Linked DNA regions of Mus musculus: all the other regions are linked to region 2. Evidence: chromatin loops called from intact Hi-C (ENCODE). Cell type or tissue: heart. All regions are shown on one strand. Region 1 overlaps Evi5l (ecotropic viral integration site 5 like). Region 2 overlaps Tgfbr3l (transforming growth factor, beta receptor III-like). Region 3 has its middle 25 kb from the start of Zfp958. Region 4 overlaps Gm6410 (a long non-coding RNA gene). Region 5 holds the start of Elavl1 (ELAV (embryonic lethal, abnormal vision)-like 1 (Hu antigen R)). Region 6 holds the start of Evi5l (ecotropic viral integration site 5 like). Region 7 has its middle 2.9 kb from the start of Stxbp2.

Evidence for each region. A loop is a pair of places that touch in the nucleus more often than their neighbours do. Peaks named below come from ENCODE experiments on the same cell type or tissue, not always from the same donor. Only the 100,000 strongest peaks of a DNase experiment are listed, where the experiment ranks them.
Region 1: it touches region 2 in a loop (1.8-fold over the local background); 8 of 42 quality-filtered maps call a loop at or near these places.
Region 3: it touches region 2 in a loop (2.9-fold over the local background); 5 of 42 quality-filtered maps call a loop at or near these places.
Region 4: a loop joins it to region 2, with 2.5 times the contacts of the local background. A loop is called at or near these places in 7 of 42 quality-filtered maps.
Region 5: a loop joins it to region 2, with 4 times the contacts of the local background. A loop is called at or near these places in 19 of 42 quality-filtered maps.
Region 6: it touches region 2 in a loop (2.0-fold over the local background); 6 of 42 quality-filtered maps call a loop at or near these places.
Region 7: a loop joins it to region 2, with 2.3 times the contacts of the local background. A loop is called at or near these places in 2 of 42 quality-filtered maps.

Annotation. Positions count from the first base shown.
Region 1 is chr8:4,191,717-4,195,716 of GRCm38, forward strand. It overlaps Evi5l (ecotropic viral integration site 5 like), which reads left to right. Exons shown (of 20, transcript NM_001346730.2): 9 at 1,404-1,501; 10 at 1,590-1,650. Among named protein-coding and RNA genes, the nearest start is that of 4932443L11Rik, 12 kb to the left of the region's middle. In heart, a CTCF peak has its summit at 1,719 (motif pointing right); a DNase peak (open chromatin) is centred at 1,735; H3K4me3 peaks cover 540 bases; H3K27ac peaks cover 417 bases.
Region 2 is chr8:4,248,481-4,252,480 of GRCm38, forward strand. Tgfbr3l (transforming growth factor, beta receptor III-like) reads left to right here. Exons shown (of 7, transcript NM_001195258.1): 2 at 725-861; 3 at 946-1,266; 4 at 1,787-1,901; 5 at 1,987-2,145; 6 at 2,369-2,441; 7 at 2,813-2,943. The coding sequence ends at 2,831. Among named protein-coding and RNA genes, the nearest start is that of Tgfbr3l, 2.3 kb to the left of the region's middle. In heart, a CTCF peak has its summit at 2,303 (motif pointing right); DNase peaks (open chromatin) are centred at 991 and 2,311; H3K4me3 peaks cover 1,830 bases; H3K27ac peaks cover 2,087 bases.
Region 3 is chr8:4,586,420-4,590,419 of GRCm38, forward strand. No RefSeq gene overlaps it. Among named protein-coding and RNA genes, the nearest start is that of Zfp958, 25 kb to the right of the region's middle. In heart, a CTCF peak has its summit at 2,088 (motif pointing left); no DNase peak of the experiment used is centred here; H3K27ac peaks cover 446 bases.
Region 4 is chr8:4,676,406-4,680,405 of GRCm38, forward strand. It overlaps Gm6410 (a long non-coding RNA gene), which reads left to right. Exons shown (of 2, transcript XR_378684.4): 1 at 1-2,161. Among named protein-coding and RNA genes, the nearest start is that of Gm6410, 3.6 kb to the left of the region's middle. In heart, no CTCF peak of the experiment used is centred here; DNase peaks (open chromatin) are centred at 296, 1,076, 1,556 and 2,136; H3K4me3 peaks cover 2,360 bases; H3K27ac peaks cover 2,146 bases.
Region 5 is chr8:4,322,818-4,326,817 of GRCm38, forward strand. Elavl1 (ELAV (embryonic lethal, abnormal vision)-like 1 (Hu antigen R)) reads right to left here and starts at 2,283. Exons shown (of 6, transcript NM_010485.3): 1 at 2,069-2,283. It also overlaps a transcript of Ccl25 not described here. In heart, no CTCF peak of the experiment used is centred here; DNase peaks (open chromatin) are centred at 1,964 and 2,364; H3K4me3 peaks cover 3,147 bases; H3K27ac peaks cover 2,381 bases.
Region 6 is chr8:4,164,063-4,168,062 of GRCm38, forward strand. Evi5l (ecotropic viral integration site 5 like) reads left to right here and starts at 2,505. Exons shown (of 20, transcript NM_001346730.2): 1 at 2,505-2,701. All of the region lies in intron 4 of 4932443L11Rik (a long non-coding RNA gene), which reads right to left. In heart, no CTCF peak of the experiment used is centred here; a DNase peak (open chromatin) is centred at 2,199; H3K4me3 peaks cover 2,054 bases; H3K27ac peaks cover 1,033 bases.
Region 7 is chr8:3,626,179-3,630,178 of GRCm38, forward strand. No RefSeq gene overlaps it. Among named protein-coding and RNA genes, the nearest start is that of Stxbp2, 2.9 kb to the right of the region's middle. In heart, a CTCF peak has its summit at 2,041; no DNase peak of the experiment used is centred here; H3K27me3 peaks cover 530 bases.

The sequences.
Region 1 (4,000 bases), 57 kb before region 2:
GGTGACAGGCACTGGAAATCCCATGGCTAGTTGGTAGAGTGCTTGCCTAGCATGCACAAAGCCCTGGGTTCCATTTTACAGCATTATATAAGCAGGCATAATGATGTATGTCTTTAGTCCCAACACTCAGGAGGTGAAGGCAGGTGAATCAGAAGTTTAAGGCTAACCTGAGCTATACAAGATTCTAAGCAATAGGTCTAGCAGTGATGGTGCATACCTTTAATTCCAGCACCTGAGAAGCAAAGGTACGCAGATCTCTGAGTTTGTTTCAGTCTTGAAAAAAAGCAAACCAAAACAAAAAACAAACAAAGATTCTAAGTGACAAGGGAGGGGCTGGCTTCCCAATAGAAGTCACTCCTGAGCATCTGGGATCCTTTCTTCCGTCCCTTGAGGCCCCTGAGGAACCCCAGGCTCTGTCAGATACAACCCAGAGCCAGCAACCTAGTACTGGGGAGAAGAGAAGGCCAACACTCAACTGATTTGGGGAAGTCCTACTCACTCTTTCCTACCCACTTGTTGCAGGTCCCCAAAGCTTGCCTGCAAAGTAAACCCTGAGAGTAAACATTTGGGAGGTTTTCAGTATGTTTTCATCCCAGCTCTCAGCCTGGGGGACACGGGAAGGAGCCAGGCATCTTGAGGTAGCCTCATACCCTGCTCCTCCCTGCCTGCGCCTTCTCCTGGCACAGTCTGCTAGATCCAAAGCCAGCTTTCCCCTCACCATGGTTTCCCCATCACACAGGCCCCTATTCCCTCCCAGCATCCTCCAGCTGGTGCTTCAGAAAAGAATGCACAAAGACCACAGTTGTGTTTGCGAACACGGCCATACATTGTCCAAGACTGCCTGACTGGAGCAGCTGGGCAGAGGAATAGGACCTGTGTCCACTGAGCTTGTCTACCCACTTCCTACGGAGGGTTCCCCCATGCTCAGACCCCATTCACCCAGCCCTGCCTTCAGGAGGTCCTCTGGCCAGATTGTCTTAATTTTATTTATTATTAGTGTTAATGTGGGGGTGGGAAGAGGGAGAGAGGAGGAGGGCTCATGGCACACAGTATCTCACAATTCAATTCTCTACTTCCACTCTCTTATTCTTTCCACTGTTGGTTCCAGGGATGGGACTCAGGTCAGGCTTTGCAGGCCAAGCTGATCCCCACTCTCAGCCTCAGCCCCAGTTTTCTCACGCTTCCCCCAAAAGCCTGCTGGGAAGGCAGGCCTCCCTTCTAGTCTAGCTGTTCTCTCTCCTGCAGTCAATTCATTTGCACAACAAATGTTGGCTGAATAACCAAAAACAAACAGCCTGAGTGCTGAGACAAAGAGAAGCCTCAGGCAAATCAGAATACAGTTAGAGCTCTGGCAGACCTGGTGGTCAGGGCCCAAGTGACCATGACTCCCTGTGTCTCCACAGTACTTCCAGAGAGTCATCCCCCACCAGTTTGACAGCTGCCCAGACAAGCTGGTCCTCAAGGCTTATCAGGTCAAGTACAACCCTAAAAAGATGAAGAGGTCAGTGCCCGGGCGTGGAGAACTCAAATGGGAAGCCCACCTCAACCCCAGGGAGACGGGACTTTGACCGTGTGCCCCGTCCTCACAGGCTGGAGAAGGAGTACGCAGCTATGAAGAGTAAAGAGATGGAGGAGCAGATCGAGATCAAAGTGAGTGCCTGAGGCGTGGGGGAGGGGCAGAGATGGGCTCCCCTGAGGCTTTCCCTTACAAATCCAGAGCTGGCCGCTAGAGGGCGGGCCTATCTAGCGCACGGGTAGAACAGGCTGGCCTGGGCAGACAATCTCTGGCTTCGGATGACCCTCGCTCACTTGACCTTTCCTTCACCTGCCAGCCCCGCGTGGGAGCGCATTCCCCAGTTGGCATGTCCTCAAAGCTGGCCACACAACAGTAAACAAGACAGTCAAAGATCCTTGCCTTCATGTCCCCGAAGCACCCCAAGTCATGGGGCGACCTCCAATAAATCACTGAAATAGTGTGGATTCCACAGAGTGCTCCGGATGTAGTCATACAAGAAAGAGACAGTCGCGCCTGGGAAGACACTCTAGGTCCTCTAAGTCCAAGAGTCCAGTGTAAAGGGCCTAGGATAGAAGTATGTACCTGGTGGGCAGGAGGACACCCCGAAGGCTGGGGGCACAGAGGAGCCTCCCGGAAGGTTGAGAGCTAAGGAGTAGGGTTCAGGCAAGCCAGATGGATATGTAGGCTAAGGATATGTAGACTACAGTATGGGCATCCACTGAGAGCTCTGGTTGTGCTGGTAGCCAGCTTGCCAGCCCATCAAAGTCAGTGCCTTGAGTGCACAAAACGTCTGAAACTAAACTTACCTCTCAATAGCCTCTTCACCTCTCTTCATGTGATTTTAGCTGTTCACCCAACAACATCGATTGAAACAAAGATGAGACCTGGTCTTAAGTGACAAGGACCTGGCTTTCCAGATAAAGGCACTCTTGAGCATCTAGAGTCCTTCAATATCTTTCCAAGCAGACCCAGGTACTTCCAGGTACAACCCAGGGCCAGGATGAAGAAGAGAGGAGAAAGAAAAGCTCATACCCACCTACTTCAGCCAGCCAGCCAGCTATACATTCCCAAAGTCCGCTGGCCAAGAATAAGGGCCCTGCCACACGAAATGGAGGACAGGCAGGGTTACAAACCTACACATTAGCCTGGTTTTGTCCTCTCCAGTTGATGAGTCAAAGTGGTTAGCACTGGTGTCCCACAGAGGACCAGCTGTGTGACCCGGGCAGGTGAATTCACCTCTCTGAGCCTTGGAGCTTTGCTGTGCTGGTCCTATTACTGCCAACCTCATGCTCATTGTTCCTACCTCCTGTAGGAAGTCAGGGGCAGGGGTATGTGCCTGAAGGCTGAAGCACTTGGCCCTGCTTGAAGTTCCCAGAAAGTTTTCTATCCTGGGTTTGTGAGCCATCTCACAAGGAAGGTAGCTTGAGGGTTGCACTAGACCAAATGTGGTCCTTGCTGTGTGCAGATGAGCAGCCTGCTCTCATCTGGTGACTGTGGGGACCCAGGAATAGAAAAGAATGTCACAGACCTTGAGACCACAGGCCAGATTAAAAATTTCTCCAGAGAAGAGATTTCCCCAGAGTGTTCGAAGAGTCAGACAGATGTCTCCTCATAGGGCATCTTACAAGTGTCCTGCAGTTTGGTCTTTTACTTTTAGACTGTTTCAAAACATCCTGGTTTGATGCTGGGAGGTCACAGTGATGCACGACTTTAATCCCAGCACTCGGAGGCAGAAGCAGTTGAATCTCTAGTTTTGAGGTCACCCTGGTCTACAGAACAAGTTCTGGGACAGCCAGGGCTACACAGAGAAACCCTGTCTCAAAAAATAAATAAATAAATAAAACAAACAAACAAACAAACAAAAACCAATCCCTTATTTGTTTGCATCAGGAAAGGCAAGATGACAGGTGCATAGACAACTGCCTTTGAGAGAAGTGTTTGTTGAGGCTGAGGCAGTAGCTTAGTGGTGAGCATTTGCCCAGCATGCACAAGGCCATGGGCTCCACCCTCCGTATAGAACAATAGAAAAAAAGGAAAGAAGGGGCAAAGGATATGGCTCAGTGGGTGAAGTATTTGCTGTGCAAGCATAAGGGCCTGAGTTCCCTAGAACACACATAAAGAGCAGTAGTGCGCTTTTCATCCCATCCACAGAGACAGGCTGATAGATCCCTGGGGGTCACTGGCAAGCCAGCCTAGCCAAATTGGCAAATTCCAGGTTAAAAAAGGAGGGGTAAGGGTGAGGAGATGCCTCTGTAAAGTGCTTGTGTCTCAATCATGGAAACTTAAGTTCGGAGCTCCCAAAACCCAACAGTAAAAGCCCAGCACAAGTAGTGTGCATTTATGACCCTAGCACTTGGGACTGGGAGAGGTAGCAGGCAGATCCCTGGAACTCATTAGCCAGCCAGCCTAGCTCAGTCCATACACAACAGGCCTGAGCTTCAGCCTTATCAAGAAACTGCATTTCAGAAACTAACATGGAACAGG
Region 2 (4,000 bases):
TCCCAGACTAGCCCCTCTGCCAGTTGCCTTAAATTTCTCAACCAAGTGATGGTAAGGGCTGTGGATATAGGGTCAAGTGTGCAAATCATTCGTGATAAACCCCCAGCTAACTGCTGCTTGAAAGCAGTCATTTGCTTGTATAGGCTGTGTGTGTGTGTAAGTGCAAGCCTGGGTAAACACAAAAGAGACCATCCACCCTTACCTCTTGGTGCTCTCTCTCCTCTGTTTGGGGACTTAGAGATCTGTTGAACAGAAATTCCCAGTCCTGTTGCCTGTCTGTACTGAGCCTCTGCCCTCTGGAGGGATACGGGTGGGCACCCTCCTGACTGCAACAGATGCCAGTAACCTACTTCTCCTTAGTGGCCAGTAGCTCATACTGGATCTTTTAGACTCTAAGGCTTTAGCAACCTGGGCAAAGCAGAGAATCCTGACTTCATCTCTGCTGACCACCACCACAGGAGGGCATTAACTCCGTGTGTCCCCCACATCCCCTTGCCTACTCTGCAAATGGCACAAAAGGTCAGAAAATGAAAGAGCACAGCTTTGTGCTGGCTTCAGCTTCTACTAGGCCCTGATGCCACTAAGCGGTACATGGTTGTAACTTGGAAAGAATTTGGCATGCGGCTGAGCATGGGTAAAGAGACCACCTGTAATGCATCCCTTTTCAAAGCGAGACAAGGGCTCCCTAGAGGGAATTGCGCCCTTGCTATGTGCTCTGTTTCAGCACCTCTGTTACCTGGGGCGCCTGGCCCCTGGCTGCGCAGACCCCTTTTCAGTCTGGAGTTATCAGATGCAGAGGACGCGTTCCCTCGCCGCGCAGGGCCACTGGAGGTTCCGGCGGACAGCCATGTGTTTGTGCAGGTGCGGGCGCCTTAAACGACGAGGGTGGCTGGGAAGAGGGATAGATGGGGACTGGTCGACCTTGATGGCGCCTTGATCCTGCAGGCGGCCCTGGCCCGTCCTTCACCGAGATGGGGCCTAGCCCTTCACCGATGCTCAGTAACACCTTCTTCACGCCCGACCCTGGGGCCTGCCCTGGTGCTTCTACGTGGGGGCTGCCCCGCCGACGACTCTGTCAGCTTCTCACCACCTCCACGCCCGGATGCTGCTAGCGTCTCACGCTTCAGCTTTCGCCTGCGTCCGGTATTCAATGCCTCAGTACAGTTCTTGCACTGCCAGATCAGCCGTTGCCGCCGTCGCAGCAGTCACCACCGCCGAGCTGTCCGCCTGACACCAGTGCCTTTGACCCCACCAGCACCATTGCGGGTGCGCTAACAGAAACAGTAATCTCGGCACCTGCGGAATATTCTCTAGCTAGGCAAAGGCATTTCTGGCAGCTGAGGGACCTTAGGAAGCAAAGTGCTTTATGGTCTGGGTCCCTCTCACAATGGGTACTGGGTATAGAGATATCCCTCATGGGGCTCTGCAGAAGGATTCCCGGTAAGTAGACTAGAAATGTACAGCCTGTGCTCTAAGATCCTTGGGTGGGATCTGGAGTCCTTTTAGGGCTGGAAGGCTGGATTCAAGAAAACACTGCGATCTATCTAAACTTCTGCACATTTGATTTGCAGGCCTCACTTGAGACCTAGAGGTTGACATATGGGGTGTTCTAGGGCTGAAACCGTTTTTAGGTTTAGGTTTATGGTTATGGTTACGCCCAGGAGTCCCGTGGTAACCTCCTAGCTCTAGTGGAAAGCTGGAAGCTTAAGCCCATCATAGGAGCCCTGGGAGACCAGACCCAGAACCACCAAGGCACTGAAGTCTGGTTTCTTCCCTTGCAACCCAGTGTCTGCCTCAGGATGAGGCATGTGCGGGCAGCAGCTTGAGCCTTGGTACCGACAGCCCCCACCTGCACATGCTGACACAGCCCATCGTGGTCACAATACCTCGTCCGTCCCCTAGTAAGCTCACAAACGGCCCTGGGACCGGGATGGGAAGGACAGCTTGGTCCAAGGCCTAGTCTCAGCCTTGCGCGTGTCCCCATAGGGCCATCCAAGAGTCTCCCAGGCAGGTCGGTACACCCGGAGCCACCCGCTCCAGCCCCTGCAGCACTGGAGCCTGCACCGGTGGTGGCATTGGTGTTGGCGGCCTTCGTGCTGGGTGCTGCGCTGGCCGCTGGGCTTGGTCTCGTCTGCGCACACTCAGGTACTGACTTCTGCTCCGCCAGAACCCCACACCTATTTCCACACGTTCAGACAGTCTAGTAGTCTACCTGCCCCACCCCCAACCCCGTGAGCCCATATCCCTGAACCTGCCTCCAGGATCTGGCCCTTAGGGCTGGTACACTTGTAGCAGCTCCCACCAGGGGGCGCGCTTAATCTGGCGCAGGGCACAGGCAACTCCTATTCTAGCTAGCTTCTTCTTTCAGCACCCCCACCCCCAGGCCCGCCTCCTAGAGCTTCTCTCAGCGGCCCCCAGCTCCAGAGACCCCCAGTAGGCAGGTAAGTACTGGGTGTGAAGGTCTGAAGCAAGAGCTATGAGAAGGGCATGGTGGTAAGGATCGTTCTTAGAGTTTACTCATGGGACTCCAAGTACTTTGTGCATTCATTTAATCTTCTTTTGAACAACATTCAGATAGATAGAAGAAGAATGCTTTTATGAGGCTAAGTAACTTGTCAAAGGTGGAGCTGCAAATGGAATTTGGGAGATGGGGTCCCGAGCAGTGAAGAACGGGGTCTTTAGGACTTGAACAGATATGTAAGAGGGATTTATACAGTTTTAGTTTCACACACCCCAATACATAGATTGGTGAAGGAAGCCAAAGCTTGTTGGGAGAATGTGACCTGAGCCTCTGTCACCCCCTCTCCCCCAGAGATGGCACCACCCAGTGAGGTCCTGAGATCCACTCAGCCGTGGTTTACCGTTCAGAAGGCCTCCTGCGTGTCTTCTCTCCCCTCTCCCTGTCCTCACTCCCCTGTTCAAAATAAATTGGTGACCTGCTAACTTCTGGTGGAGTCAATATGCTCCCAAACATGGGCAGGGGTGGAGTGCACGAGGGGAGGCTCCAGGCTGTACCTTGGGTCCAGATGTGGGGAGATTTGTGGCTTGGAAAGACTTAGAATGGAGGGGTGGGACTCCAACCCCCATGAACACATACAGCCAGGGAGAGACATGGGCCATTTGCCTGAAACAGAAAAGCACACACAACCCAGCCGGCTTACGTTTAAATAGAGTCTTCCTTTCCTCCCTCCTTCGTTCTCTCCCAAGTTGGACCTTCTTTGTTCTTTACTTCCATGTCCCTCAACCAACCTCCTCAAACTCGAGTCTCATCCTTGTGTTAAGCAAATGTAATGGCTATTCCTGGTTGCCAACTTGACTATATCTGGAATGAACTACAATCCAGAATTAAAGGGCTCACCTGTGATCCAGATCTTGAGGCTGGAAGACACAAGTTTCTGACCTGGATTTTAGCATGGAGATCTTGAGGCATAGTGGCCATGAAAAGCAAAGGCCCACGTAAGGTAGTACACACCTTTAATCCCAGGAGACGAAGGCAAGGGGATCTCTGAGTTCAAGGTCAGCTGGGGACAAAGCAGGTCCCAGATCCAGGCTTGGTGGTACACACCTTTAATCTGGGCCACACCTTCTGCTGGAGACCTACATAAGGACATTGGAGGAAGGAAGACTCACTCTTCTTCACCTGCTTGCACTTAATTGCCAGCACATCTGTTGGAGCCTACTTCTACAGAAGACTAGCTGAAACAACTAGCCTCGTGGGGACTGAGTCACTTCTAGATTCTTGGACTTCCATTCACAGCTGCCCATTGTTGGGTTAGTCAGGCTGCAGACTGTAAGTCATCACAATAAATTCCCTCAATAGAGAGACATTCTGTGACTCTAGAGAACCCTGACTAATACAGCAATAAAGGAACTTCCGGGTTTAATCCACCAACGAGGAAACAGGCTTGGCAATACTATATCCCCTCAGAAGTGTCTAGGGCTGTCTGCCCCCATAACCCAGACTTATTTTTCTTGCAAGGCAGGTTTTCATTGGAGCCCA
Region 3 (4,000 bases), 340 kb after region 2:
GAGAACTGTAGCTTCCCTGAGCCTTGAGCAGGCTGGCTCAGACCTGTTCTGCCACTGTGGACTAGACCACCTAGGGTGGAGTCTCCCGACCTAGATAGGTCTATTGTTCTGGCACCTGTGCACCTCTCCAAGACTCTGCTACCCGCTGAGAGGCTGAACCTGTCTTCCTAAGACATTCCGGAACAAGTGCTGACAGGCTGGGGACAAAGCAACAAGAGCCTGGCTTGGTGGGGGGTGGGCCTTCCCCCTTTATAAACTCAGACTCTTAAGTAAACTCTGGGGCCTTGATCAGTATCTTGTCTTGTCTCCTTATTTCCTTCCTTTTAGCTCCAGCCTCCCATTCAGGAACCATATAGCTGCAGGCAGCTACAGAGAACAAAGTCTTTGATGGGTGTTTCTGAGACTTCCTTTGTCAATGCAATTAATCTGAGTCTCTTCACCTTAGCCTCAGGCAGACTCTTCTGACAAGGGCAAAAAGTAGCCACATTCTTCACTAAAATACCACAAACACAGTCTTTAGGCCACACATTGGAATTATCCACTGAAACTTCTTGAGCCAGGTCCACTCAATTTAAATCATACTCAGTAACAAAGTCTTCCACATTCCTACTAGGATAGCCCATTATGCCCCATTTAAAGCATTCTACTGCTTTCCAAATCCAAAATTCCAAAACGTGCATTCTTCCAAACAAAAGCATGGTCGAACCTATTACAGCAATACCCTTCTCCAGGTGCCAACTTCTGTAATAGTCAGGGTTATCTAGAGTCATAGAATTTATGGAATGTCTCTCTGTATTGAGAAAATGCACTGTAATGACTTACAGTCTGTAGTCTAACCCAATAATGGGCAACTGTGAATGGGAAGTCCAAGAATCTAGTAGTTGCTCAGTCCCACGAGACTGGCTGTTTCAGCTGGTCTTCTGTAGAAATAGGTTTCAACAGATGTGCTGGCAAGTAAGTGCAAGAAGGCGAAAAACAAAAACAAAAACAAAAACTTCCTTTATTCAATGTCCATATGGTCTCTAGCAGAAGATGTGGCCCAAATTAGTGTGTATCACCATGCCTGAATCTGGGACTTGCTTTGTCCCAGGGTGATCTTGAACTCAAAGATCTCCTTGCCTCAGTTTCCTGGGATTAAACATATGTAGTACCTTGCTTGGCCCTAAGCTTTTCATGGCTGTCATGCCTCAAGATGTTCATGCCAAGATCCAGATCAGAAACTTATGTCTTCCGGCCTCAAGATCTGGATTGTAGTTCATTCCAGGTATAGACAAGTTGACAACCAGGAATAGCCACTACATATGTTTAAAGTCAAATCTTGTTGCACATTGTATAGATTTTAAACTATACCCAATGAGCAACTTATTAATCTTTAGGTAAAGAGTTTATCTAATCTCAATAATCTCTCTTTCTTTTTGTGTTCTATTTTGAGGGCAGAGTGCAAAGAAATCAGGTACACAAGATTTGTAAGAGTGGGGAAGTACAGCATAGAGAAAAGAGACTTGGAGAGCACAGAACAGAGCAAGTTTAGGTATAAGATATTTGGAAGTCATTTGTCTGTGGTAGTGAGAATTTGGAAATCAGGTGTACTAATTTGTAGCTTTTAAATGAGGCCAAGCTGTTGTAATAAAATCTGAGTCCATGAAGGAAGAGAGAATGCTTACCTTGGTTTGGGCTGGACTCAGAAAGCGAATAGTGCAGTCCAATTAGACAGGCAGTGAGAACCAGAGACGTGTGGAAGACACAGTGGGCTAAAGAGTCGGACTCTAGAGCTTGGAAGCCAATTCACAGATAAGTGATCCATCCATACCTCTGCAGCTGCAACAGGAACACGGGGAGAGGTAAGCAAGGCTCTGTCAAGGCAGGGGACTCGCTCAGGTTTGTGGTCTGAGGCCTTGGAGGCAAGGGTCTGCCATTGTGATCATCCTTGCTAGTAAGACCTGAACTGTAGCCACAGAGGGAGGGATGAGAGTGAAGTTCCCCCAAACCCAGACTTAAAGAGTTCAGGCCACTTGCCAGAAAAGAGGCAGAAAATTTCAGGATCACACAGGATGCTAAATTCTACAGTGCCCTCTAGTGGTCATTTGGACTAGTTACTGTGGCCAGGCCGCAGAACAAAGGAAAAATCCAGCGTTTGGGGCACCAGGTCTGAGAAATTTTCAGTTTGGATAAATTTTTGCAGCAGGCACCCCTGGGGCATCTGGAGATCGATTTTAGGTCTCTCTGTGTTCATTTTCCCCGCCTGTGCCTGGGGTCGCCCAGTGGGAATTGTGGTAGTCTGGCAAAGGATGTCTCTTAAGATCCACCCCCACCCAACAGAGACTCTGTTCTGGAATGGGCCTTTTGGATCCTGGACCCAAAAGAAGAACTAGTACTTAGGTGGCAGCTGGGAAAGATTACTCAACCCAATTTCAAAGTCGATTGTGTCAGGTAGAGAGGAGGATGAGAGGAGCAGTCCCTATGTGGCCAAGAACTGCTTGGCCCACTGTGTTGAAGGCCTAACATCCCTTGTAAGGCTGGACCCCAGTCACTCACTGCACAGACCCTTTCCCAGGGAGCAGGTCTGGATTACTGCAGAACTCTCAAGTGGATCAAGCAAGAACACTGCAATTAGTTAGGGTTCTCTAGAGTCACAGAAATTATGGAATGTCTCTATGTATTAAGGGAATTTATTGTATTGACTTGATTTGGTTCAACTAACCCAAAAAATGGGCAGGTGTGAACAGGAAGTCCAAAAATCTAGCGGTTGCTCAGTCCCACGAAGGTAGTTGTTTTATCTGGTCCAACAGATGTGCAAGCAATAGAAAAGTCTTTCTCCTTCCAATGCCTTTATATAGACCTCCAGCAGAAAGTGTGGCCTAGTTTAAAACTGTGTACAATCATGCCTGGATCTGGAACTTGCTTTGTCTCAGGCTGGCCTTGAACTCAGACATCTTCTTGCCTCAATCTCCTGGGATTAAAGGCAGATACTAACTTGCCTAGGTCTAAGCTTTTCATGGTCACTCTGCCTCAAGATCTCCATGTCAAGATCTGGGAAAAAAAAAAAAAAAAAAGTCCAGTGAAAGGCCCAAAGTGGGATCCAGCTCAAACAGGAGGTCCCAAGGCCTGACACTATTACTGAGGCTATGGAGCATTCACAAAAAGGTACCTACCATGTCTGCCTTCCGAAAGACCCAACAAGCAGCTGAAGAGTCAGATACAGTTATTTGCACCCAACCAATGGACAGACGCAGCTGATCCCTGTTGCTGAATTAGGGGAGGCTGAAAGATGCTGAGAAGGGCTATCCTGAAGGAGGACCAGCAGTCTCAATTAATCTGGATTCCTAAGATCTCTCAAACATTGGACCACCAAACAGGCAGCATACACCAGCTGGTATGAGGCCCCCAACACACACATACAGTACAGAACTTCTGGGTCTGTGTTCATTCAGAGATGCTGCACCTAACCCTCAAGAAACTGGAGATCCCAGGGAGTTTAAAGGTCAGGTGGAGTGGGGTGTGGGTACAACGATGTGGAGACAGGTAGGTGGGAGGAGGTATGGGATGTGGAACAGTCGCTAGAGGGTAGATTCGGGGGATAGGGTGGGGGTAGGGAATAAAATACGGAGTGTAAAAAAATTACTACTACTACTACTACTACTACTACTACTACTACTACTACTAAAAGATCTGGGCCAGAAGTCTGTGTCTTTCAGCCTCAAGATCTGGATCACTGGTGTGCCCTCCATTTCTGGATTGTACTTTATTCCAGATGTAGTCAAGATGACAACCAGGAATAGCCCTCACAAAGAGTGTCTTTGAATTAATGAGGTTCGTAGGCACATAAAAAGGATAAGGTGGCTCAAGAATATAGATGCTTGTTTTCCTCTGTGGCACTGAGGATAGAAGCTAGAGTCTTTCACATACTAGGTAGGCAGTTCACACTAATTACATCTCTCAGCCTTCAAAAACACTTTCTTGCACTTAGAAGCATGTTTGACAGTGGGGATTCTAGGGAGGT
Region 4 (4,000 bases), 430 kb after region 2:
ACAATCAACAAGGCCTGGTGTGCCATAAAGGTTCAGTTTTCTTCTTGAGAAAGGCATAGTTCTGCCACATGGGTAAGATGACAACCATGCCAAAAAGGGAAAAAAGAAAAGGAAAGAAATCTCTGTTGTATTGCATACTGGCCTGGTCAAGCTACACTTTCCCTGAGGTCCCCATGTCTGGAGCATGACCTAGCTCCTTCTGAAACCCAGGAACACGCTTGGCGAAGCCAGTCACAGCCTCGGGCTTACTCAGCTGGCTCCTTGGATGCTTACCTAGAGGTCTGGGTGTAGAGATAAAACAGAGCTCGTTTCCTAAAACCAGGAATGTGCTTGGGAGTGCTGGTAATGGTGTGGGGCCAGGGCCTTTGGAGGGGGAGGGGTTGAATCAGATTCTGAGAGCACAACTCTTCCTACCATATGGGGCTGTGGTTATCAGTCCCAAGGCCACGAGAGGCTCGGCCAGAAATGTTTTTCATTTACACTGAGTTCCTCTTGTGCAGCACAGTTTGATTAGACTTCTCCTGAGTGTGCCACATTGTATGATGCTTCTGCTGACTTCGTAGTTTCTTCATCTTTCTCCTGACTTCAGAGATGTCTCCCATCTAATTCCTTTTTCCTCATGTAAATCTTAAACAAGATGGTATTCTTAAGAAGCTTCCTTAGCACAAAAGCATATGCTTATCGTACAAAAACATGATAGGTGGCTGATGTGTCTGTACCTACTAACAGGTCAGAAAGGGTTTCACAGAGAAATTTTTATCTCGAACAACAAAATCCAAAATAATAAAATTAAAAATATAAACCCACCATGCTTGCAAAGTAGCTTAACATTGAACAGCAGATGTGTCTGCTGTATGTTATGTGATTTAGGGACAGAGACCAAATGTTGAATGTATGGGTGGCATGAGAATTCGCGTGGTAGCGGAACCGCAGCCTGGACTTCCGGTCCTCTAGCCCGCCGGCGCAGCAGTGCATGCGCAGATTCCCCGTCCTCGAATATTCCTCCGTTCCGCGGTTTCTCCGCCTCGACACGCCCCCCCTGCCGTTCAATGACCGGGGATTGGAAACCCGTGCCGTCAGTCACTGGCCAGCGGGCGGGGCTTCCTACCATCTCATGTCAGTGCAGTTGCTGTCATGGCCTTGCCTCAGCTCCTTTATTCACGGGAATCCCCCTGCCTCACTCTCACACCCGCTGTCATCCCCCGCCCCGTGCCTCAGCTGCAGACAGTGATTCCGTTTCCCGCTCCCGCTTCGCTCCTCAGCCGCCGCCGCAGAGGGGCTCCCGCCGCCCACTGGAAGCCTCTCCGTGCCGTCAGTCACGGTGCCATTCGGTACGACCGGAAACAGCGAGCAGGACGGGGCACGCATGAGGCGAAGCTTCCTGACTGGACTGCATCTCCCATCAACCCCTGCGGCCGCAGCAGACCGATCGGACTTCCTGTCCGGGCCGGAGGCACATCCTGTCTGGCGCAGAAAGTTATGGTTCAATAATTCTAGTGCATGCTGGGAGTTGTAGTTACTTCCCTCCTCGCGCGGGATCTCCTGTTTGCCACAGGAAGTGAGGTGGCGGTAGCCCCTAGGCATGCTAGGAGTCGTAATTCTGTCCCAGTCCCGGGTTTGGGTCCTCTGAGCCCCGCGAGGTTTTTCTCTGATTGGCGAGCACAGCTCAGTGGGCGGAGACGGTGATTGACAGGCGGAGGGGGCGGCTACATCACTGCGTTTGTTTATATATTGAGAAAAGAAAAATAAAGCGCAAGCCCCTGCCTCAGTCAAGGCCAAGCGGGCGGGGCTTCCTGCTGCGTACCGGAAGTCTCTCTCCTGTTGTCTCAGGTCCGTGCAGTCACGGTCATCCCCCTGCCTCAGTTCCTTCCTTACTCACAGGAATCCCCCTGCCTCACTCTTACACCTGCTGTAAATTCCGCCTCAGCTGAAGACAGACAGTGAATTCGGTTCCTGAGCCCGCTTCCGCGTTCTGACTCCTGTGACGTCAGAGCCGGCATCATCGAGGTGTGCGCGCACTGCCACGCCCACTGACGTAGACTTTGACGCCGAGGCCGGGGTTTCCCCGTCCCAACGGTAACTGCCGCGACCCATGCGCCCCGGTCGCTCGGTGACCCCAATGTCAGTCAGACGCCTCCGTTCCCACAGCCGCCGTGACGTGGTAGGTCACAGCCGCTGCCGACACGTCTTTATGTCACACCCACTACACCTAGATCACGCCCACACGGCTTTAATGCTGTTCCCACTACACTCAAGCCACACCCATTACACTCAGGCCAAGCCTACACAGCTTCATGCCCTGCCCAATACTCTCAGGCCACTACTACAGGACTTTAGGCCCCGCCCACAACACTCAGGCTATGCCCACAGGGCTTTATGCCTCTTCCACACATCCTTAGGCAACTCACACACATCTTTAGGACACTCACATCTTTTGGACACTTCCACTATACTCAGGCCCCTCCCACACAACGTTAGGCCCTCCCAGTACACTCAGCCCCCTCCCACACATCTTTAGGCCCTCCCACTACACTCAGGCCCCTACCACACTTTTTTAGGCCACTCCTACACATCTTTAGGACCCTCTCACTACACTCAGGCCCCTCCCACACGTCTTTATGACACTCCCACACATCTTTAGGACCCGCCCACTATACTCAGGCCCCTCCCACACATTTTAGGACACTCCCACACATCTTTAGGACCTTCCCACTACATTCAGGCCCCTCCCACACATCCTTAGGATCCTCCCACTACACTCAGGCTCCTCTCACACATCTTTAGGACACTTACATAGTCAGAACACGCCCCCAAATTTACATATACATTTACATAGACAGTTAGAACACGCCCCCAAATTTACAGAGACAGAACACACCTCAAATTAGGCCCGCCCAGACACTTTTAGGCCACTCCATAACATCTTTGGGCCCGCCCAGACATCTTTAGGCCACTCCCACACATCTTTAGGCCTGCCCACACATTGGTAGGCCCGCCCACATAGACATTTACATAGACACTGAGAACATGCCCACAAATTTACAGAGATATTTATGTAGACATTTACATAGTTACTCAGAACACAACCACAAATACACATAGACATTTACATAGACAGCGAGGACACATCCACAAATTTACATAGACATTTACATAGTCACTGAGAAGGACTGGCTGACTTCTGAATCTTTTTTTTGTTTCTTCATGTTAGGTTTGAGGAGGACACCCTACCCACGTGGCTATCCTCAGTTGCGAGTCACTGTGGGAATTATCCCAGTTGTCTTTTGGTCTTTTCATATATGTAAATGTATTTATAAATGCACATACAAATGATATGTAATTGTATATGCAATGTGCACGCAAGTGTACATGTAAATGCATATGTGAATAAGCAAATATGCAAATGATATTCATGCCCATGCTTTCAAATGCCACGCCCACCCTCATTTAGGCCATGCCCATGCAGCTTCAGAACATGCCCACCCTCCTTTAGGCCAAGCACACTACTCTGAGACCACGCCCATCCTCCTTCAGGGCACACCCACTACTCTCAGACCATGCCCATACTCCTTTAGGACACTTCCACTACAGAAAACACCCACAGATCTTCAGTCTACTCCCACTATTCAACAACAATGCCCTCAATTGGTCAGGACACACCCATACTTCCTAATGCCACACCAATCCTATCCAGACCACGCCCACCCATAATTCTTTAGGCCAGTTTCACCACACTCAGGCCACACCCTCTGCACCCAGCCATGCCCATTCCTTCTAATGCCATGCCCACCAGAATTAGGCACCGCCCACACATCTAAATCTCATTTGAATATTTGCAAATTTATTCATATGTGCATTTACATACACATATCAGTTGCATATACAATTACATATCATTTACATATACATTTATACATACATTTACATATATATAAAAAGGCCAAAAGGAAAAGAAAAAGAAGGAAAAAAAAGAAAAAGAATAAAAATAAGAAAAGAAGGG
Region 5 (4,000 bases), 74 kb after region 2:
AGCTGGTCCACACAGCTTTCCAGGAAAAGAGCAGAAAGGTCAGAAAAGCGCATAGTGGGACATCCCAAACTAAGGGCTTCTGATTTTAATGTTTAGAACCATTTGAACAGCCCAGCATAATTTTTCTTTTCATGCCCCAAGACTTCTTTTAATCAGGAGAAACATAGATCTGCATCTTCGAAAAGTCAACTCCTGCTGGTGTGCAAAGGACGGAGAGAAGCGGTGTGAGAAGCCACTGCGTAAGCACAGGAATGGGTATGTTCTTCAGTCTCTCCCTTTCTACTGCTGCCCAGGGACCTATCCCTGAACACAGCCAAACTGAAGTTGTTTCCCTCAAACCAGCACTTCAACAGAAACATTTCCTATTTCTCTCAGCTTCTTCACACTCCTTGAAGTCACAGCATTAAGAAAATATTTTTAGATTTATGTGTGTTTTGTTTGTATGGGAACCACATGTATGCTTGATGTTCTGCAAAGTCAGAAGAGGGAATGGGATCCTTTGGAACTGGAGTTATGGATGGCTGTGAGCCATCATGTAGGTGCGAGGAACTGAACACAGGTCCTCTGCAAGAGTAACAAGTGCTCCTGTTCACTGAGCCGCCTCTCCAGCCTCACACCATTTTCAAAACCAGACCTCAACAGTTTTGCATACACCAGTATTCAATATGTTGGCGGTATCTAGGACTTGCTTTCAAACCCTGCATTGGCCACTACAGTGCAAGAGATTATCCTGTTTCACTTTCTTCTCTAAAATGGATACTGTAACATCTACCTTAGGGGCTGGGGACATGCCCGTGAAGTATGAACACATGGTCCATTGTTGAAAGATTCTGGTGATTATTTTAACTGCATATTCCATGTGTACTGGGGGTTTCCTCACATCTTTACATCTGCACAATACTTTCCCCATGCTATTTCACAGGCATTTCAATACGGCTTATTCAAGATCTTAGGTGCTTCACCCAGATCATCGGATAGGGCTGGAAGAACTTTTCCAGGAAGACTGCTTAAAGATTTCTCACCTCTCTGTGTATGTGTTTTGGTGGAGGGAAAAAAACGAGAGAAAGAACCCTAGCAACGCCTCAATGTGTTTTTGGTACTCACAACTGGAAGAAGTAGGAGGCAGAGATGCTAATACTCAGTAGGCAGAAGAAGCCAGGCATGCTATCCAACTTTCTGCAATGCATAGGGCAGCCAGGCCCTCCCAACCAACCATTATCTGACTCTAACTGCCTGTAACAAGGAGGTTAAGAAAGCTTTAACATCCGATCTTGCCTCTTCTAGAGCTCTGGCCAGCGGTGTCCCACATGGACACTTCCGATAATGGAAGCTCTGTCTAGTGCAAAAAAGTTCTCCACCTGCTCTCCACATAGTAGGCGTCAAACCCATTTTGGCATGCTTTAGCAGCAGAAGACAAGAGAAAGGGAAGATCCATCATCACTACCCATTGTTCAACAGCGTGCAATTGCCTTTTTAATATTTACACGTTATTTTACAAATGAAAACGTCCCTAAAACAGCTTTGTTAGAGATGGCGATCAAAGAAAAAATTTCCCCTTTCTCTTCTAGACTTCTACACACAGACGAAAGGTTTGCACACTTCTAAAAGGACCTCATGATTCGTCGCGGTGTGTCCAGAAAATCGTCCACAAAAGAAATCTATGGGATTTCCCGAGGGAGCAAGTCTGTGGGCCATGACCTCTGGCGCCCAAGGTCCTCGCTCCACTCTTCCACCCCCGGATCACCGGGCCTCCGAGATCAACTATCCGGGGCCCCCCAAGCCTCGGAGCCCGGCCCCCCAAAGCGCGTGCCCACGCTGTGTCCTTCTCCCGCCTCTCTCGCGGGAGCCCAGAGGAATCTGGCCCGGCGGAGGCTTGTCGCCAACCTGAATCAAACAGAGTCGGTTCCCATTCGCCCAGCCGCGGCCCACACGCGCGTCTCCATACCCAGGCCTACCGCGGCCTGGGGCCTTCGGCCGGTGCAGGCCCGGCGGACGCCCGTGGGGCTAGGCGAGCTCAGGCCCTAGCGCGGCCTACTCTTTCGGAAGTCGCCGAAGCCTCCGGCCTCACCTGAACACGGGCGGGAAGGCCCGGGACTCTGCTCCGGGGCGGGCGGCGCGGCGATAACGGCTCCGCACGGCCTCGGCAGCGGTGGCGGCGGCGGCGGCGGCGGCAGAGCGGTAGCGGTAGCGGTAGCGGCGACGGCGACGGCGACGGCGACGGCGACGGCGACGGCTGCGGCTCCTCCTCAGCGCGCACGACCCGCTCCCCGGCCCCGCGGCCCAGACACGCCCCCTGCTCAGCGCGCTCTGCTATTGGTCAGTGTCTTTGAAGAAGCGACGCTCATTGGTTGGCATGGCTGTCGCGGTACGCGGGTGCGCGCGGCGTAGGCGGGACTTCCTGTCGGCGTCGTCCGCGGTGGACCAAGGCGCCCAGTGGAGTCGCGAAGTGGCTGGCGATGGCCGCGGAGAGGGTGAGTTGGAGCCTGGCCCGCAGTGGACGCCGTCTGGACGTCGAGGCCAAAGAGTGGCGCTCTTTATAGAACGCACGTCGTGTGATCCTCACAATGCGGGCTGTGCAGCCGCTTACGTCCAGAGAAAGCAAGTTGGTCATCGGGAGCCCTCGCTAGGAGGACAGGATCCCCGATTCGAATCCCGGCCCGGACATTTCCGGTCTGCCTGCAGTTGAGCACCGGCTGACGTCACTGAGCCGGGCCTCAGTTTTGTTATCTGGTGAAGCGGGTTAAAGGATGTGGTCAGCATGGTCAGCCTCTGGGAATCTAAAGTTAAAATTTCTTGGTTTTAAGATTTTTCTTAGTGTGTATGCATGGGTGTTCAGCCTGCATGTATGTTAACCCTGTGCACCATATGCGTGTAGTGCAGATGGGAGTCAGAGAGAAGGTCGGATCCTCCGGGGGACTATTGTTAACTGCGTTTGGGAGCCGACTACTGAACCCATGTCTTCTGTAAAAGCAGCCAGTGATCTTAATTGCTGAGCCATCTTTCCAGCCCCACTTCCTTCGAAATTTAAAATGCCTACTATGTGCCAGGCAGTCGGGCAGTGACCAGAAAAACAACTGCCTGTGCCTTTTGGAGGCTGCTGTTCTGGACTAGTGCTATCAGAAACGTATATGCCACCCTGTTTGATTGAAAACTTCTCTATTGTCTCTACCTCTGTCCACCGTTTTTTAGCGTGTTTGTTTTCTTTTAGTCGGGATCTTCCTAAGTAGTCCTGGCTTGGAACTTATAAATCACGCTGACCATTGCCTCATAGAGATCTGCCTGCCTCTGTTTCCTGATTGCTGGGGTTTAGGGTGATGTTTCATATGATCCAGGTTGGCCTTAAACTTTCTGTGTAACGAAGGATGTCAGTGAAATGATCCTTTTGCTTTCATCTCCCAAGTTCTAGGATTACAGGCCTGCAACACAGCCGCTGCGTGTAGGTAACCTTTTAAAAGTAGTTCTACAGGATTTGAAAAAAAGTTATATTCAAAATTTTTATATTATGTATGTATTTGTTTGTATGTATGTACGTGTTTTTAAAGGATGGTGTTTGTGTATATGTGTATAATATGTATATATTATAATATGCATGTGTTTGTGTGACCATCTATGTGAGAGTCAAAGGGTTACTTGGAGGCGTCAGTTCTTCCGTCATAAGAGATATGGGGGTTGAACTCAGGTTTACACTCAGCAACCAATGTCTGTTCAGCTGAGTCATCTTTATAGCCTGCGATGTCCTTTGTAAAAAAAAAAATATTTATTCACTTAACATCCCAATTGCTGCCCCCACTCCTGGTCCCCTTCTCCTTCTCCTCTGAGAGGGTGGAGCCCCTCACCTTGGCATATCAAGTCTCTACAGGGAGAGGCACAACTTCTCTCTAAGGCAGACAAGGCAGCCCCGTTAGGGGAGCATATTCCGCTTGGGACATCCTTCATCAGCTCTGTACAGTAAAACTTTAAAGAAGCCACAAAATTGTCAGCTATATGGCAACTTAAATTT
Region 6 (4,000 bases), 84 kb before region 2:
TAGATAAGAAATTTTTAATTTTTTTTTCAAAATAATTTCACTGTACTAAGAGGCCAAAAGAGGCATAAGAGGATATCCTAGAACTGGAGTTACAGGTAGTTGTCAGCCACCAGATGTGGGTGCTGGGAAGTGAACTCAGGTCCTCTGTAAGAGCAATTATCAATCTTAACTCCCGACTGAACTGTTCAGGTGCCTATCCTCCTCTTTTGAGCCATGCTTCCATGTAACCTAGGCTGGCCTCAGAGTCACTGTGGAGCTGAGAACGGCCTCGAACTTGTCTTCCTGCCTTCACCTCCCTGAGCTGGGGACTACAGGTGTTTACTACTATATCTTTTTTTACCAACGTGCTAGGATCAAACCTGGGGCTTCGTGCATGTTAGTTAGGTAGGCACTCTACCAACTGAGCTGCATCCTCCGCAGGAGGTTGATTTCAACTTGATGCTGTTAAATAGCACAGCACACAAACGGGCTGTAGAAGAACTTTTCTTTCCTTTTCTTTTCTTTTCTTCTCTTTTTTTTTTTTAGATGAGGGAAAGGAATACAGAAATGTGGATGGAATGAGGTTTTCAATCACCTGAGTATTTAGTAATAGTCTAGTTTTTCTTAACAGTTTCAAAATTTTAATGGGGCAATATAGATAAAAGAGGGAGAGTGTATGAGATCAACACTATAATACACATCCATGCACTCTGGAAACTAAGGTAGGAAAATTCTGAGTTTGACACCAGTCAAATGCGCTGCGAGTTGGAAGCCAGCTTGAGCTGTGGTGAGACCCTATCTCATAAATTTTAAGCCGGGCGTGGTGGCGCTTGCCTTTAATCCCAGCACTCAGGAGGCAGAGGCAGGCAGATTTCTGAGTTCCAGGACAGCCTGGTCTACAGAGTGAGTTCCAGGACAGCCAGGGCTATACAGAGAAACCCTGTCTCAAAAAACAAAACAAAACAAAACAAAAACAAAAACAAAATTAAAAATTTAAAAATCCATGTGACTGTCAACTGTTAGTATCAAATAGAAGCCCTGACTATACAAAAGGTTAAGATCTCAAACCTTAGAAATCCTGACAGTCCCTATTCTGAATAGACTCCTCTGTTTCCCCTCGTGTCCCCCCCCCCCCCCCCCGATCTTCAGCCATCATGCTGAACTTTTTTGTAGCCTTTTGTGAATCAGGCTGTACTCCACTACTCATCAGTCTCCTCCAGAGGGGAACCACTCCCCCTGCTGAACCTATGATCTCAGCTTTCCTTCTATGACACATCCTTCCTTGCCCCACCCTGTCCAAGGCCCATAACCCACACCCTGGAGTCATCCTCTTCTCAAGTCTTGTAGCTGTCAATGATGGGTCATACATGCTCTCTGCCCTCACTTACTTATTAAAAGAATCTAGGATCTGGCCAAGGTGGTGAGTGGAAGGTGAAAAGTGGGAGGATCTGGAGTTCAAAGTCACCCTCTGCTACACAGAAAATTTTGAGGTCATCCTAAGACTACAATAGACTCTGTCTCAAAAATTAAAATAAAAAAAAAATAAAAACAAAGTGGAAGGAGAAAGGGGAGGAGGAAAAAAACGAGGACAAGGGGGAGTCGGCAAAAGAACCAAGGTCCCATTCATTCATTCATTCTTCAAGCCTTTAAAGCAGCTCTCACGTGTGCGGCTCTGGACCCAAAGGAGACCTGACACCCCCTCCGCCGCTCTATACCCCATCCCCGCCCCGCCCCGCCCCGTCCCAGGAGAGATAATGGTTGGGGCAAATGAAGGATGCAATCGGCGTTTTGATGCCAGATTCACCCAGCAAGGGTAGGACCTGACCTAACCACCCGGCCACCACAGAGATGCTGGCTCTGAAGAGAGGCCTTCTGCATACGCCCGATCTAAAACCCAAGCCAGGAGCCCGGCCCTTGTCTGGTCCCGCCTATCCTTGCACCGAGACACGCCTCCTCATTAACTCCTCCATTTCATTCAGCCCATGGCCTTAAGTCCTACCGCCCAGGACGCCAACCTCATTCCCAGTCTCACGACTCCATTGGTCAAATACAAGAGCCCGCCTTCCATCAGTGTCGCTGACTGCTTAGAAGTCAGGATCTCTTTCACAGCACACCCCTCCCATCTCAACAGTTACCAGGGACGAGGTTTGAAGAGCAGATAGTAATGGACGGCTCAGAACCTCTCATGATTGGGTAGAATTCCAGCTCTGGGCGGGGCTTAGTGCTTTCAGCTAAGGGTTGCTCAAGGCCTCAGCTTTCCTTCCGAGGCACACCTCTCGCCCATCACTATTAGTAGTTTAGGTGTCGATCAATATTATTACTTATTTTGATAGGTAAAATTAGATGTCCATCACAGATTCTCTCATTTCAATTCGCTCCTCTCCTCAGAGAACCGTAGCCAGGGTCCGCCTCACGGGGTGGCTATGGATTGGTCAGGTCTTATGTCATTCTTCTACAGTGGGCGGAGCCAAAGGCCTAAGGGGGCGGTGAATTGGTTGACTGGGCTGGGGGGCGGGGGGCGGGGCAGCGGCTCCTGTCAGCGGGTGAAATGGCAGTGGCGGAGCCAGCGACGGCCGCGGTCCCCGGGGGTGGCTGATTGAAAGGGGCCGGGCCGCGGGGTTTGCGGGACCCTCGAGCAGACGTGACCGTGGGTCGGGGCATCGGACGACACAGCGCAGGGACAGCGAGGCTCGGCGCGGCGATGGAGGCGCTCTCGGCGCAGGTAGGGCGGCCCGAACCGGGCCTCTTCTCCTTGGGGGCGTCAGTGCTGCGGGGCCCCGCGGGGAAGCCAAACCAGGAGCGTGACCTGGGGTCGCCTCGCCTCCAGAATCCACGCTGGGAGCCTTGGCATTCCCAGTCCCGGACCCTGGAACTCCGGCCTCCGCCCACCCTCCTTCCCGATCCCCTCAGGATCCCTCCCAGGGCTCCTAAGACCCAGTGTCTCTTCGCGACGTCCCCCACAGGCTCAGGACCTCTGTACATCTTTCCCAAGACTCCTCTGTTAGAATCTGTCCAGGGCTTCCCCATCCCCCAGTCTGCAGACCTGCCCCCCCCCACACACACACACCATGAGCGTCTCCTTTCCAATCCACAACCACCACCACCACCACCCCGAGTCCCAGGACCCCTCCCATCTGCACATCTCTTGCCTTTACATCCCCCTAAACCTCCCACTTGGCTTCCTGTCTTCTGTGTCTGGCCTACACCCTCATCCTCTCCAAGGAGACCAAGATCAGAGCCCTATACTCTTTCTTTCTGACTCCACAGAAACCCATGCCTCACCTCTTAAACGGAAAGATTCCCAACTGAATCCAGAGACATCAGCTCAGCCTGCTCACTTGGCACCCCTCCTGCTCAAGGGCTCCAATAAAAACAAAAACAAAAAAAACATCACTTCTAGTCTTCTGAGAAGACTATACACTGTTGCTGATCTTGAGCCATCTAGATGGCATCTTCCTGAAGAAATGAACACTCAGGACTTCCCAAAAGACCAAAAGATAGTGCTGAATCCCATCCCCCATAGACACACCCTCCCCATCCATCTTTCTGATACAGAGTGGGGTCATTTAGATACCCCTAAATATACAGGAACCTAAGGGCCCAACCCAGACCCAGGCCCATGAGTGCTCTCCCCCCCCCATCTCTCTCTCTCTCTCTCTCTCTCTCTCTCACACACACACACACACACACACACACACACATGAGAACTTCTATACACCTTCTTGAGCCCAGTACCCTCAACAGACCTCCTAACTCAGACAAAAGACAGAAGATTGTGAGGTGGCAAGCTCTGTCCCCAGCACCTAGCCTGTCCCTTCCACCCCATTCTCTTTGAGTTGGGACTCCAGGGCGTGTCAGGGCCTAAGATCTACCTACCACAAATCTCTCCCCCCCCTCTCTCTTTCTTATCCTTTTTAATAGGAAGGACATTCTTTCCTACACCAGTGTCCCAAAAGGAACCAGTGCCCATCTCCAAATCAATGGCACCTCCCTATACATACCATGGGGAGTGAGATCTTCC
Region 7 (4,000 bases), 620 kb before region 2:
CTCCAAGATACCTTTCAGGAAACCAGTTAAGCTTCTTTTTTTCTGGGATAGTGAGGTAGTTCATGGGCTAAGAGCACTAGCTGCATTTCCAGAGTACTAGGTTTGAGTCCCAGCACCCACATAACAGCTCACAACCATCTGTAGCTTCAGTTCTAAGGGATCTATTGCTCTTCTCTGGCTTCTCTGGGCACCAGGAACACTCATGGTGTGCAGACATACATACAGGTAAAGCAGCCATACACATAAAACAAATCTTTTAAAGTGTTTAGATAAATAAAGTTAAAAAGTTAATTTTCTTTCACTTGGGGCAAGTGAGGTAGGATCTGTGTAGTAGTGTATTGTGCACATGTGGTTCGTGCATGGGTTTGTTGTAGTGTATGTGTGCACGTGTGGTGTGTGCATGGGTCTGCATAGTAGTGTATGTGTGCACGTGTGGTGTGTGCATGCTCATATGAAGACTGGAGGTCAACACCAGGCGTCTTTCTGTAGTGCTCTCTACCTCTATTTTTGAGACATGGCCTGGAAAATTGTGTGTCCTGGATTGCTAGGCTGGCGTGGCATCGAGCATCCTGGCTTTAGAGTTGTTTTTGTATTTATTTTGTGCATCTGGGTATTTTGCTTGCAAGTATATGATGTGCTCATGAGATCAGCAGAGGGCATTTGGACCCCTGAGATTGGAGTTATGGATAGTTGTGAGTCACCATGGAGGAACTGGCAATTGAACCTGGGTTTTATGGAAGAGAAGCCAATCAGTACTCTTAAGCACTGAGCCCTTCCCCCTCTCTCCTTTCTTCCTCCCTCCCTCCCTTTCTTAAAATGTAGCCCTGGTTGCCCTGGAACTCCTGCTGTCATTCTCAGGAACACTGTCCACTTCTTTGAGACACACGTGTAATCCCGAGTCAGGAAGATCTCAAGTTCAAGGCCAACTTGAACTACATAGGAAGCTCCAGGTCAACCAGAGTTACATAAAACTATCCAGGATCAAACGCCCACGAGACCAAGACAGGAAATACATGCCTTGCAGGTTAAGGACTGTGTGTGCAGTTAAGAGTTAGGAGTAAGTTCCTGTTTCTTAGATCTGATGTGAACTTTAAGTTTTTAAGACATACACTAAACCTGAGGCCCCCTTCACACGAATGGTTCTTCCTATTTCTTTCCTTTCATTGTTTTTTTTTTCTAACAATGTATCATTTACAGGGGCAACTCTGTGTTATCTCTCCTATAAAAGGGACAAGAGGCCAGCAGGGCTGCTCTCTAAAATTCCGTAGAGACAGCCGGTTGACCAGCCCTGGGTGCACCCCGAAGTACAGTTTGCTTTAGTCAGACAATTGTGGACTTGGCTTTCCTCCTCACAATTCTCAGGCTTAACTTAACAGCCAGATGGTTTATGGCATAGATGTATAACACTTTAGTATGCCAAAAGTCATTACTCTGTGTACGTTTGCGAGTGTCATGACACACATGTGGAGGTCAGCTTCCAGGACTCAGTTCTCTCTTCCAGCATCTAGTTTCCTGGCTTGAACTGAAACTTCAGCCTTGGTAGAAAGTGCTTTTCCTGGATGAGCCATCTCACCAGCTCTGTGAATGACTTTTCAACAAAGCTTTAAAGGAGAAAGAGTTTTATTGTAGTGAAGAGATACCATGACCATGGCAATAATTTTTTTTAGATCTTTATTTATTTATATTTGTGCACTGACATTTTGCCTACATGTGTATCTTTCTGAAGGTGTCAGAATTCTGGGAGCCAGAGTTACAGACAGTGGTGAGCTGACATGTGGGTGCTGGAAATTGAACCCAGGTCCTCTGGAAGAGCAGCCAGTGCTCTTAACCACTGAGCCATCTCTCCAGCCCCTGACCATGGCAACTCTTATAACGGAAAATATTTAATTGGGTCTTGCCGTGTGCCACACATAGCATAGCTTGAACATATACGACCTCAAAGCCCCACCTCCACAGTGACACTTCCTCCAACAAGGCCACACCTAATAGTGCCACTTTGTGGCCCAAGCATTCCGACACATGAGTCTATGGGGCCATACCTATTCAAACCACCAGAGGTCCCAAGTCCTACTTAGGGTGGCTGGCTGTCCTTATTCACCTGTAACTGTAACTGTTAGATCTTATGGGTTGATCCTGAGGGTGCGGGTTTGTATTTCCAGTTACTCAGAAGGCTATATATAGCAGGAGGATTACAAATTTAAGGCCCACCTGGTGAGTCAGTGAGAACCCATTTCAAATTAAAAGAAAACTGGAGCTATACCTCAATAGAGAGACAAAAATGTTTTTTGTTGTTTTTGTTTTTCTCAGCATAACTCTTGTCTTGACCTAAGAAACCCATCAAAGAAGGATAGGTCAGTTTTGTCAGGTCCCAAATAAGACTCAGCATTAGGTCTCAAACCAGTTAGCTGAGGTGCATATCAGCATGCCCAAGCACACGAAAACCTCCATGCTTACTGAGGCTAAACCTGTGGCTTCTCTCTGCTTTTCTCACTTCTGCCTCTACCCTAAACCTCTCCAGCTTAGGGGCTTCTCTTCCCTCCTTGTAGCTTTTGATCCCTATATAACCTAGCCATTTTAACTACACACTCTCTTGGTTCTTCTGTCTCTTGGATCAATCTTGGCTCTCTTGGTCAGCTTACCTCCATCCCCTTTTCTCTTCCTCTCACTGTCTCTCTCCTCTAATGGCCCAGTTCAGTAATACTGGTCATGTCTAGTCTACTACTTTCCCTGCTCTGGACTCCTCTAGATACCTCTGGCTGCACTCTCCCTTGTATATACAGTCATGTTCTCATTTTCACTCTAGTTTGACTTAGCTAAGAAGCCTGGTCACTGCCACTCTCCACTCCTGCTACCCACTTCTAGCTCCTGCCAGACACTTCCCACTCATATTAGGCACTTCTCACTTTTCTCCTGTCAGTCACCCTCACATGTAGCTCGCCCCTTGATCTCATATAGGATTTTTTTGAGAGACAATATGATATCATGTAACCTAACCTGGCTATTAAGAATCTATGTAGTCATGGATGGAATTGAATTCTGGATCCTCCTTACCTCTAGAAGTCACTGTGATTAATGTGTAGGGCACTATGATTGGCTTATGTGGTGCTGGGTTGGAACCCAGAGCTTTGTGCATAGTAGGCAAGCACTCTAACCAGCTGAGCTCCATTCCTAGCCACAACTTGGAGACTTAAGCAGCATCAAGAAACTAGCTCAGATGAGCAAACCCACATTCACAACTACCACCCATTAGATCTGAAACCTTGTGTCTGTGATTGATATAGAGACTGTTGCCCCTATGTCACAGGGTGTCAGCTCCTCTCTAGAGAAACAATGGAAGCAGGCCTCAAAATTCTGAGTTTAATTTGAATCACCTACCATATGTGTGTGTGTAAGTGTGTTTGATCTGTTTGTGTGTCAGCACATGGATGCAATTGTCACCCTGTGTGTGTGGCTCCTAAGGTCATAAAACTGTAACAAATAGCTGGAGTTGTAGCTCAGTAGTAAAGTACTTAGCAAATACATGTATGATCCTGTGTTTGATCCTCAGTCTCTCTCTCTCTCTCTCTCTCTCTCTCTCTCTCTCTCTCTCTCCCTCACACACACACACACACACATACACACACACATACACATACACTTTTAAGGACTAGGAATTCCTTCAAAGCTCATGAACCGTCACGGAAGAAGGGGGGTGGTACGAATGTAAAAGGAGGAGGCTAGGCAAAAGTACATTACATGGACGTTATATTCATGAACTTCCTGTACTCTTGGTGTTACCTGTGCAAGATCAGGCCAACATATCAGTTGGGTATGAGCGCCAACTGAGCTCAATGTGCCTCAAAACAAAATAAGAGAGGATGTGAAGTGTGTGGGGTGAGGCTATGCATTTGGAGGTATCGGGGTGGGGCGGGCGAAGGAAGTTGGGGGTGGATGATATGATTGTTACAGGCTAGAAACTCTCGTTCTTTTCCGAACTATTGGAATTTATTATGTACAACAG